2 separate regions of the Homo sapiens genome follow, and region 1 is linked to region 2. Evidence: read pairs that join two places in POLR2A ChIA-PET (ENCODE). Cell type or tissue: Panc1. All regions are shown on one strand. Links, peaks and the distances in the headings refer to the core of each region. The heading gives the core; the rest is flanking DNA.

The links. Peaks named below come from ENCODE experiments on the same cell type or tissue, not always from the same donor. Only the 100,000 strongest peaks of a DNase experiment are listed, where the experiment ranks them.
Region 1: POLR2A ChIA-PET joins it to region 2 with 11 read pairs; 2 of 35 experiments call an interaction of 5 or more read pairs at or near these places.

Annotation. Positions count from the first base shown.
Region 1 is chr12:10,112,654-10,117,977 of GRCh38, forward strand. CLEC7A (C-type lectin domain containing 7A) reads right to left here. Exons shown (of 6, transcript NM_197947.3): 6 at 4,124-5,324. It overlaps LOC105369655 (a long non-coding RNA gene), which reads left to right and starts at 2,710. Exons shown (of 4, transcript XR_007063208.1): 1 at 2,710-2,890. It also overlaps the pseudogene HNRNPABP1. In Panc1, for the core only: no CTCF peak of the experiment used is centred there; no DNase peak of the experiment used is centred there.
Region 2 is chr12:11,950,772-11,956,156 of GRCh38, forward strand. No RefSeq gene overlaps it. Among named protein-coding and RNA genes, the nearest start is that of BCL2L14, 120 kb to the right of the region's middle. RefSeq lists an enhancer at 3,647-3,856. In Panc1, for the core only: no CTCF peak of the experiment used is centred there; no DNase peak of the experiment used is centred there.

The sequences.
Region 1 (5,324 bases), core at 325-5,324, 1.8 Mb before region 2:
TAGGCAGCGTGTGGTGTCTGAGAGGCCAGAGGGGCATTATGGGCTGACTTTTAGTACCAGGTCCCCCAGAACAAAATGGCAGTCTCTGCTTCCTGCTGCCGCACTCTGCAGCCTGGTCCTGTGGACCCTGGTTGTAAAGAGTAAATTGTATCTCAGGAAACCAGTGTCAGCTTTTCATTTTATATTATTTATGTCATACATTTCCTGTAATGGAAGTGTTAATTTTACTGTACTTTTTGGTACCTTTGGGGAATCTAATGTAAGGTATTTTACATGTGTCCTGATTTTGCCACAACCTGGATATTGAAGCTATCCAAGCATTTAAAATAAAAATTTAACCCCCCCCCGCCACAAAAAAGAAATAAAGCCAAATACTTAACATCCAACTGATCTTTGATGAAGCATACAAAAACATAAACCTATTTAATAAATGGTGCTGAAAAGACTGGCAATCCGCATGCAGAAGAATGAAACTGGATCCCAATCTCTTACCTTATACAAAAATCAACTCAAGATGGATCAAAGACTTAAATCTAAGAACTGAAACCATAAAAATCACAGAAGATTACATCAGAAAAACTCTTCTGGACATTAGCCTATGCAAAGAATTTATGACTAATACTCCAAAAGCAAATACAACAAAAATGAAAATAAATAAATGGAACTTCATGAAACTAAAAAGCTTCTGCACAGCAAAAGAAATAATCAGCAGAGTAAATAGACAACCCACAGAATGAGACAAAATATTTGCAAACATATATGCATCCAATAAAGGACTAATATCCAGAATCTACTAGGATCTCAAACAAATCAGCAAGAAAAAAATAATAATCCCATGAAAAAGTGAGCAAGGGACATACATAGACATTTCTCAAAAGAAGATATACAAACAGCCAACAAACATATGAAACAATGCTCAACATTACTAATTATCAGGGAAATGCAAATTAAAACCACACAATGAGATACCACCTTACTCCTACAATAATGGCCATTATTAAAAAGTCAAAAAAACAACAGATGTTGGCATGGATATGGTAAAAAGGAAATGCTTATACACTGTAAATTAGTACAACCTCTATGAAAAACAGTATGAAGATTCCTTAAAGAACTAAAAATAGATCTACCATTCAATCCAGCAATCCTGCTGCTGGGTATCTACCCCAAAATAAGTCATTATATATGAAAAAGACACTTGCACGTGTATGATTATAATAGCAGAATTCACAATTGCAAAGATATGGGACCAACCTAAGTGCCCATTAACCAATGAGTGGATAAAGAAAATGTGGTATATGTACACCATGGAATACCACTCAGCCATAAAAAGTAATGAAATAATGTCTTTTGCAGCACCTTGGTTAGAGCTGGAGACTATTATTCTAAGTAACTCAGGAATGGAAAACCAAAACTGTATGCTCTGACTTACAAGTGGAAGCTAAGCTGTAAGTAGGCAAATCCATACAGAGTGATATAATGACTCAGAAGCAGGAGGTGAAAAGGGAGGGGGAGGGATAAAAAAAACTACATATTGGGTACAATGTACACTACTCAGGTGAGTGACAGGTGCATTACAATCAGAATTCACAACTATATAATTCATCCATGTAACCAAAAACGTCTTGTACCCCAAAATCTATTGAAATAAAAAATACATAAATAAAAATAAAAATATCTTCCTCTTGCACAGTGCCTTGTAAGAAGTAGGAAATCAAAAATTGTTTGTTTGCATTGGGTTGGATATCAGAGAGCCATATAAAAGAGAAGGTAGTCAAAATTGTGAAGATGAAGTTATGTAAAGCCCATAATTGAATAAAACAGAGATACAGTGTTAAAAATTACAACAGCTAGGATCAGAAAAAAAGGCACTTAGAAGGTGCCTGTAATTATGATTCTCATAAAATAGCAATTAGAACTATTTCCCAAGCTTCAGTTATTCAAGTATATTCCTAATAATTTTTGATAAAAAACCTACATTAACATTTATACTACTTTTCCTTAAAAGCTTATTTTTTTTTCAAAAAATATTTTTGACTATCGACTGTATGGCAAGTACTATTCTCAGACTGTTGGATACATCCATGTACAGCAAAGCTGTCTGTCCTTTTAGAGACTATATTCTACGGAGAAAGGCAGACGATATATAAGAAACAGATAGATAAGAAAGAGGAAGACAATATACAAGAAAGAGAATAAGTATCATGCTGGTGCAAAAGTAATTGCGGTTTTTGCCATTACTTTTATCCTATATACTTTCAATGGCAAAAACCGCAATTTTGCACCAACCTAATAAGTAAATAGTAGAGTATATTAGACTATAATAAATGCTATGGTAAATAAACAGAGGTAAGGGAGATGAAGAATGTAGGGAAAAAGGGTTGGTAACTTTAAATAGTTATGTGAGTAAGCATCATTAAGAAGGTCATGTTTGTGCAGAGATGGAAACGAGGTGAGAGGCCAGGCCCTGCAGCTTTGTCGGGTAAGAATCATTCAGGCCGGGCGCGGTGGCTCACGCCTGTAATCCCAGCACTTTGGGAGGCCGAGGCGGGCGGATCATGAGGTCAGGAGATCCAGAACATCCTGGCTAACACAGTGAAACTCCGTCTCTACTAAAAAATACAAAAAAAAATTAGCCAAGCGTGATGGCGGGCGCCTGTAATCCCAGCTACTCGGGAGGCTGAGGTAGGAGAATGGCGGGAACCCGGGAGGCGGAGCTTGCGGTGAGCAGAGATCGCGCCACTGCACTCCAGCCTAGGCCACAGAGCGAGACTCCGTCTCAAAAAAATAAAAGGATCATTCAGGTAAAGCAGATAAGAATCACCAATACCTTGAGGTGGAAGCACGCCTGACATGGTTGAGAAACAACAGAGAAGCCGGCGTCCTGAGTGCGGTGAGTAAAGATGAAGGAAGTAGGAGATTAGCTCAAAGTTAAGAGGGCCAGAATATGTAGCGTCTTATAGATAATTACAAAGGTATTTCTTTTTTATGTTGCTTTGTTTTTACTCTGAGATACATGAGAAGTTGATGAGAATTTTAAGTGGAGAACCGACATGATTTTATTTAAATTTAATGGTCTCACTCTGATTTGTTTGAAAATAGACTGTAGAGGGTGAGGGTGAAGGCTCAGAGACGACTTCAAAAATTATTGCTATAAGCCAAACAAGTGAACATGGTGGCCCCTGAGCATGTCCTCTGGTGTGACCATTACTCATCTCGAATTTAACTTTCAGACTGAGGTTCGGCTAGCAGCTATTTCACCTTTTCTGTCTCTTGGAAAAGTGTGGATGTTTTCTGTCTCTTGGAAAAGTGTGGATGTTTTCTGTCTCTTGGAAAAGGGTGGATGTTTTCTGTTTATTAACGTATATTTCCATATAAGCTGTGATATAAACGTGTCTCAACAGGTCAGGTACTGTATGTCTTGCACAACGTAGAGCAATCTTACTTTACACCGTCACTTTCGTGATACCCACGTCATGGGTTAGGTTGCCTGGCCTGTCTGTTCACTAGATTAGTACAGCTGGATCTTCAGCATCCAGTTATTTACCTTGATTACCATAATTTCTTGGAGTCATCCACTATATCCTGGGGACCCAGGAGGAATGAATCAAAACAAAACCAAAATTAAAATACTAGATATCTCTTCCAAACTCCATCCTATGCTTTAACTACTTAAAACAGTTAACCATACTCCTCATGTTCTCAGCCTGATCTATCTCTTCCCTTTCTTTTTTTATGTTTATTATACATTACATCATTTATTTATTTATGTATGTATTTTTAATTGTACTTTAAGTTCTGGGATACACGTGCAGAACGTGCAGATTTGTTACATAGGTATATATGTGCCATGGTGGTTTGCTGCACCTATCTATCTCTTCCCTTTCTACATGTTTTTAAGTAATGAAAACAAATTTGCATATTAAACAACAATAGTAAACCTCACAAAGATCTTTATCTTCTCTTAGGTTTTTAAAATTTTTAAGATCGCGAATTAATGCTTTAATATCAAAATATCTACTATAAATATCCACTCCACCCATACCAAATTCATCATCATTTTTGGGGAGAGGGCAAATTGTAATAGTGATTGTGACACACAGGCACATAATTTAGAGGCCATGGGTTTTTTGATAAGAGTTTTTTTTTATTGAAATGAAATCCACATAACATAAAATCATCCATTTTAAACTGCATAATTTAGTAAAATTGGTACAATTTCTTTTCACATATTAATCAACATTAGAGGACTGTAAATGCCTCCCTAGTAATACAGAAATATCCATTGGAAATAAAAATAGCACCAGTGGGAAAGTATGAAAAAAATAAGACAAATCAGCACATGAGGAAATATAGTTTCATTCCAATAATACCATTTTACAGTAATTACTGAAAAAAATGGTAAAAATTGTAAAACAGTACATCACAAAACTAATAAAACATATTCCAAAATGTTAATACTTGTTCCAATGAGGTTGGTTACTTTTTTATATTCATCATCAGATTTTATGTATTTTTATGTATTTTTGTATTTAAAAAGCAGAAAACTTTCCTATGAGAGCAGTTTCCCTACAATTACATATTATACAAGATTCTAGGCTGGGTGCAGTGGCTCACGCCTGTAATCCCAGCACTTGGGAGGCCGAGGCAGGCAGATCACTTGAGGTCAGGAGTTCGGGACTACCCTGACCGACATGGAGAAACCCTGTCTCTACTAAAAAAATACAAAATTAGCCGGGTGTGGTGGTGCCTGACTGTAATCCCAGCTACTTGGGAGGCTGAGGCAGGAGAATTGCTTGAACCCAGGGGGCGGAGGTTGCGGTGAGCCGAGATCGTGCCGTTGCACTCCAGCCTGGGCAACAAGAGCGAAACTCTGTCTCAAAAAAAAAAAAAAAAAAAAAGATTCTATTAGAGATATGGCAGATGTACTCTCTGAGCTATTTAATTGATAAAGAAAAAGTAGGAGTTCCTGCTTTTTACTAAGATGATAATCATAATTATGATCATACTGATGAAAATAATAAAATTGCTCTGACTGTGGTGAAGATTTTTTCCCATTTCTTCATTTAGCTATTCAGAAATATATTTCACCCTCAGTTCATAACTGATATACTGCTAGAAGTTGAGGGTCAAATCGTGGCAACACACCGTGCACTTCAATGGCATTGTTGAGCATGAAACAACTCTGATAGAGCCAGAAATTAAGATTCGCTTATGGCTTACCCAAGGTAAATGCCAAGTCAATGGCAGAATGAAAATTCAAGCTTGGGGCCAGGTGTGGTGGCTCACATCTGTAATCCCAGCACTTTGGGAGGCCAAGGCGGGCA
Region 2 (5,385 bases), core at 222-5,221:
CCCTTATATAGTAGCTGATGAGGATGACTTTGATGAGATAAGAGGGGACAGCTGGAGCATAATGGAAAAAGTCAGAAATGAGAACACCCTTGTCAAATGGCTTGGCTCCTTTTTGGCTGTAATCTTGTGCAAACTCACTTAACCTGCACAAGCTTCCCTTTCTGCCTCTATAAAATGGGGATGATACTGTTTAATCATTGGCTCATCTTCTGAGGATTAAACAAGATAATGTTGAGAATATTTAATAATTATGAAGGCAGACAGCAAATGCAAGTAATTATAACTCAGAAGTCAGAATTAAAGGTAACTGGGTTCAAACAGCTTAAGAGTTGGGACGGGTTGAGTGAATGAGGATACAGAAACAGTGGAGAAGAAAATCAGTGGTGTTGGGGTTGGACCAAATGAAATCAACAGTGGAATTTCACTAACTTAAATACATTGTGCAAGGTAAACAAATTCCTTTAGTTATCAAATACCATTTGATACTTCCCGGGTGTGTTAATAAGACAGTCCACTCAAAAAATGGACCACTAAATGATAATTATTTTGATGGGAGAGTGTCTATGGAATTCATACACCCACGAAATTATACTGTGAGGTGTGACCATGCACAGGAAAGACTATTATGCCCAACCTTTTGAGAGCATGTCATGTGCAAGAGAACCTGGACACACCCGAGAGATAAATGGCAAGAATGCCCTGGCTCCCCAAACATATAAGGAGGAGGCTGTGGCTTGCTCTTCCCCTGCTCTTCCTCTGTAGTGATCGGCCATGCAGTCCATGTGATTCGAGTTTATGATGGGAACCAAAAATCTTCAATGTAAAACATTTTTTATTTGTTACTTCCATCCATTTTTCCTGCTGTCCTTAACCCTGCTTTTTCTCTTTTTTCCATCTTACCTTCCTTGTAATTGATTGGGGTTAGCATCCTCCTTTTTACTGCCTTTATTTTGAACAACTGATACCATATTTCTATTTCATAGTGATTCACTTTAAATTGTTGTTATTTAAATTTAACCTTTAATATTATTATTAAAAGTTAATAATATTAAAGTACCTTGAGCTAAGCACTCAAGGTACATAATCTTTTTTAATCCATACAACACTCCTGTGTTCCTCATTTTACACAGAATAAAAATAAGGTTCAGGCCAGGCACGGTGGCTCATATTTATAATCTCAGTGTTTTTGGAAGACCTAGGTGGGAGGATCACTTAAGGCCAGGAGTTCAAGGCTAGCCTGGGTAACATAGCATGAATCCATCTCTAAAAATATTTCAAAATTAGCCAGGCGTGGTGTTGTGCACCTGTAGTCCCTGCTACTCGGGAGACTGAGGCAGGAGGATCATTGAGCCCAGGAGGTCAAGGCCACTGCAATCCAGCCTCAGTGACAGAGCAAAACCCCGTCTCAAAAAAAAAAAAAAAAAGAAAGAAAAGAGAAACTGAGGTTCAGAGGGATTTAAGTAACTAGCTCAAGGTCCCAAGACTTCTAATGCATAGAGCCAGGATCTGAAGCTTATTTATCTCTTAAGAACAATCAAATTCACTATAATAATTCCTTCCAGGCCAGACGCGGTGGCTCATGCCTGTAATCCCAGCACTTTGGGAGGCCAAGGTGGACGGATCACCTGGGGTCAGGAGTTTGAGACCAGCCTGGCTAACATGGTGAAAACCTGCCTCTACTAAAAATACAAAATTAACTGGGTGTGGTGGTGGGCACCTGTAATCCCAGCTACTTGGGAGGCTGAGGCAGGAGAATCACTTGAACCTGGGAGGCAGAGGTTGCAGTGAGCCGAGATCATGCCACTGCACTCCAGCCTAAACAACAGAGTGAGACTCTGTCTCAAAAAACGAAACAAAACAAAAATCCCTCCATAGTTCATATGGCAGGTGCAGCATTGACCACAGTGCAGTCCATTTGCCTTACAATCTACTAGGAGAAATAATAGCACAACAAATTAATTCAGCAAGTATTTGTTGAGTGCATTTGTTCAAGGTATGGAGAAACCAGGTGTAAATGAGAGATGAAGCCGCGTTCCTGGGAGTGACTATGAGGTGAGCATCACGTGTGTGGTGCCCAGCGCTGGAGGCCTTGCAGGGCCAATCACGACCTCTCGGGATGTCCAGAGATGCTGCTACCACCCAAGCAGCCCCTCCCAGACTGGAGTGTCCAAAAACAAGTGAACAGCAGGCAGGCTGGCATGGAAATGGACAGATGGGACTTGAAGGCAGGAACCTGGGTCCAGTCCTGGTCTCACCATCACTAGGCCCACGACCTCTGTAAGACCCTCGCCTGCTCAGTCAGTTTCATCGTTTGTAAATAAGAATACTGTTGAGCAGAGAGGTGCAGGTGAGAGATTGTCCAAAAATGCTTTGAAAAGGATGCTAAGTAACAGTTAGCTTTTATTATCCCTATGTTTCTGCTAATCAAACCCAGGATAGTTTTCTACAGCAATCTGTGAGAGGCTCCATTATATACTGTATTTGAATATTCCAAACTACTCCTTTGCAGGAAGGAGTAATTCTCTCACATGCTCCTGCCTTGAGTGCTGAGTGGAGTTACAGAAGGTGAAGGGCCACAGAGGAGAATGGCTGCCAGGCATCTTTCCATACCAGCTCCTTCTTTCCATTCCTTCTTGGGCATGGATTTATATAGCACATTAACAAAGAGCCAGGGAGGAAAGGAAGAATTTCTAAACCCTTTGCTAGAAATCCTCAAGTGTTTAGCTACACTGGAGCTACCCCAGGTGCTGCTACCCCAGGTCCTCTCTGTGACCCTGCCCCGTCTCTGCTGGCTGAACACCATATCTGAATGACTGTGCCCTGACTACTGAGCTCCAAGGGTCTGGAATGCCACTTCACATCACAGGATAACAAGGCAGCAGCTGTCCACCCCTCTGAGCACGCCTGGACATCTGGCTGGTGTCTTTCCAAAGGTCTCCATCCTGAGCAGTCCTCAAGCAAACACTCGAACCTCCTGTGGTGAACTCAGGCCAAGACTATGTGCTTGACTGTCGGTGGCAGCTGCTGAGCTCCAGATGACACGGGTCATGAAGAGTTGGGCTTTTATCTCAGTTCTTCAAACAACCAGATCAGACGTAACAGGTAAGCAATCGGATTTATTTGCCCAGCTCTAAACTCTTGTGCCTATCAGAAAGAATCAAGCCAAACCCTGAAAGGTCAATTTCAGATGCTGTGTCATTATCCTCACCGAGACTTTTTCCTTCTTTCTCAGTTTTCTCAAGTTGTTTAGAGGAGAACTGCAGGGAATTTTCCCACAATATCCAGGAACGAACACCCAGTAACATCTCCCTGAATCTGCAGTGTTATCCTAAAATTCAAGTACATTTGTAGCCGATCCGTCTGCATCTGCACAATATCCCTAAGTATCATGGTGGGGAGACTGGGATATTCGTAGTCTGTACCCTCAGGGAGAAGGCTCTCCTATCTTGGTGCCTATAGAATGGCAGGGAGAGGAGATAATGCTATGAAAACAGTAGGAAGAGCCCCTGCCATTCAAAGAATCAGTCTACCCTTGAAATTAGACCTCATGCAACCTCCCTTCCTGATGCAAACCTGAAACCACCCATGGCCTCATGGACAGGAAGCCACCCAGCTTGATCTGTACAAACGTCCTTAGAGTTGGCTGCATGAGGCTGCCCCTGGCTCTGACACACACTCAATTATTTGGGAAAAAAAAAAAACTGCCTTATACTGAAATGAAACCAGCTTCTTTAGCACTTCCTTCCATTGATCCATCAGCTATAATGCACTTGCATTCTATCTTCAAAAAATATGGGCAGCCAAAATAAAAGGAACGGGTGTCTGCTCTATCTCTTCTAGACCTTCCTCTCTGAGAGGTCCTTTAGCTTGTTTTGTGACACTTTTTAAAGTAAGACATTTAGACTCATATCTTGACAAATTATAAATGGCTTTCTCCAGTTGCCCCTTTTCCTGCCCCACTCCTCTGTCCTTCCTTACAGCATAAGACCTTCTAGTCATTGCAGTTTTCAACATAAACAGATAGCAGAGAACACCCGGCAAAGACCAACATAAGTGGCTGTGCACATCAAGAAAAAGACAGTTATGCCTGCTTCTCAGTGATTATTAAGGGAAAATAAAACCTACAATGATAAACTTCACATTTTGCTAATTTCCAGTCATGTGTCTCCATCCAGGCATTGCCCACAACCTTAACTTCTCTCCAAAAGTATCTGAGCCAATGTGTCAACATTGCTCCAAATACAAGGTGCAAGTATACACTACTGACATGAACCATCATCCAAAACTTACCTATCTTCCTCTCACAGTCACCCCCACCTGCCAGAACACTCCCTGGTGGTGGGAAGAGAGGTGGCAAAAAGCAGGGCATTAACTAATTAACACGTCCTTTCACTCAACACGCTTGCCTTGAAGCAATTTTGTTTTCACAGCATCGGGCTGGAAAAAAAAGACCTTGAAAAATCATAGCCAATGCCTCATACGTTCTGGTAGATCTATATTTGAAATCTCCAAAGCAGTAGAGAATTTTTTTATGGTTGATGTTGATGATGATGATGGTGACATTTTTGTGTGTTGTTTGTTTTACATTATAAGTATTTCAACGTAAAGAGAGAAGCGTAGGCAATAATAAATATCTATGTAGCCACAATCTAGCTAACACAATAATTTACCATATTTTGTTCCAATTTTTTTGTAAAAAAACAAACAAACAAACAAAAAACAAAAAGCATTGAGATGCATGTACTTCTGTTGGAGCATCCCTCCCTGATCCCAGTCACTTCCCTCCACTCCAGCAGGCAGCCACTGGCCTGAGGCTAATGGTAACCATGCCATGAAGATCTTTAAAAGATACTCACTACATATGTACGCATAAAGAAATGGAATTTTTCTTTCTACATAAATTCTATCATATTGTATGTTCTAATCTGCACTTGCTCTTTTCACTTGACATCCTCCTTTTCGATAGAGCCATAATGACCCATGCTGCCTAACTCATACATCCCAATGGCTAGTATTTCTCCCATCTTAAAAACAAAAACCTTCCATGAACTTTGCCAACCATGTACTGCCCCCCTCTCTGTTGTACTCTTCACCTTTCTTGCAATACAACTCCCTGCAAGTGTTGTCCACACTCCCGATCTCCTAGTTTTCTCCCAAACTCTCTCAACTCACTCCAGTTAGACTTCACTAGCAAGAAACTTGGGTATCGTAGCTAAAAATCCTTCCAGCCTAGAATTAGGACTTTGCTTCATGAGTGGCCAAGAGAAGCGTCATGTCTCAGTTCCCGGTGGTGGTTTCTGTGTGCCCTGGTAGCTTGACAGCACCTTCCTCAGTTTGTCTGTCCTCCACGTTAGCACATGGGACCAAGCACCTGGTGAACTGGCC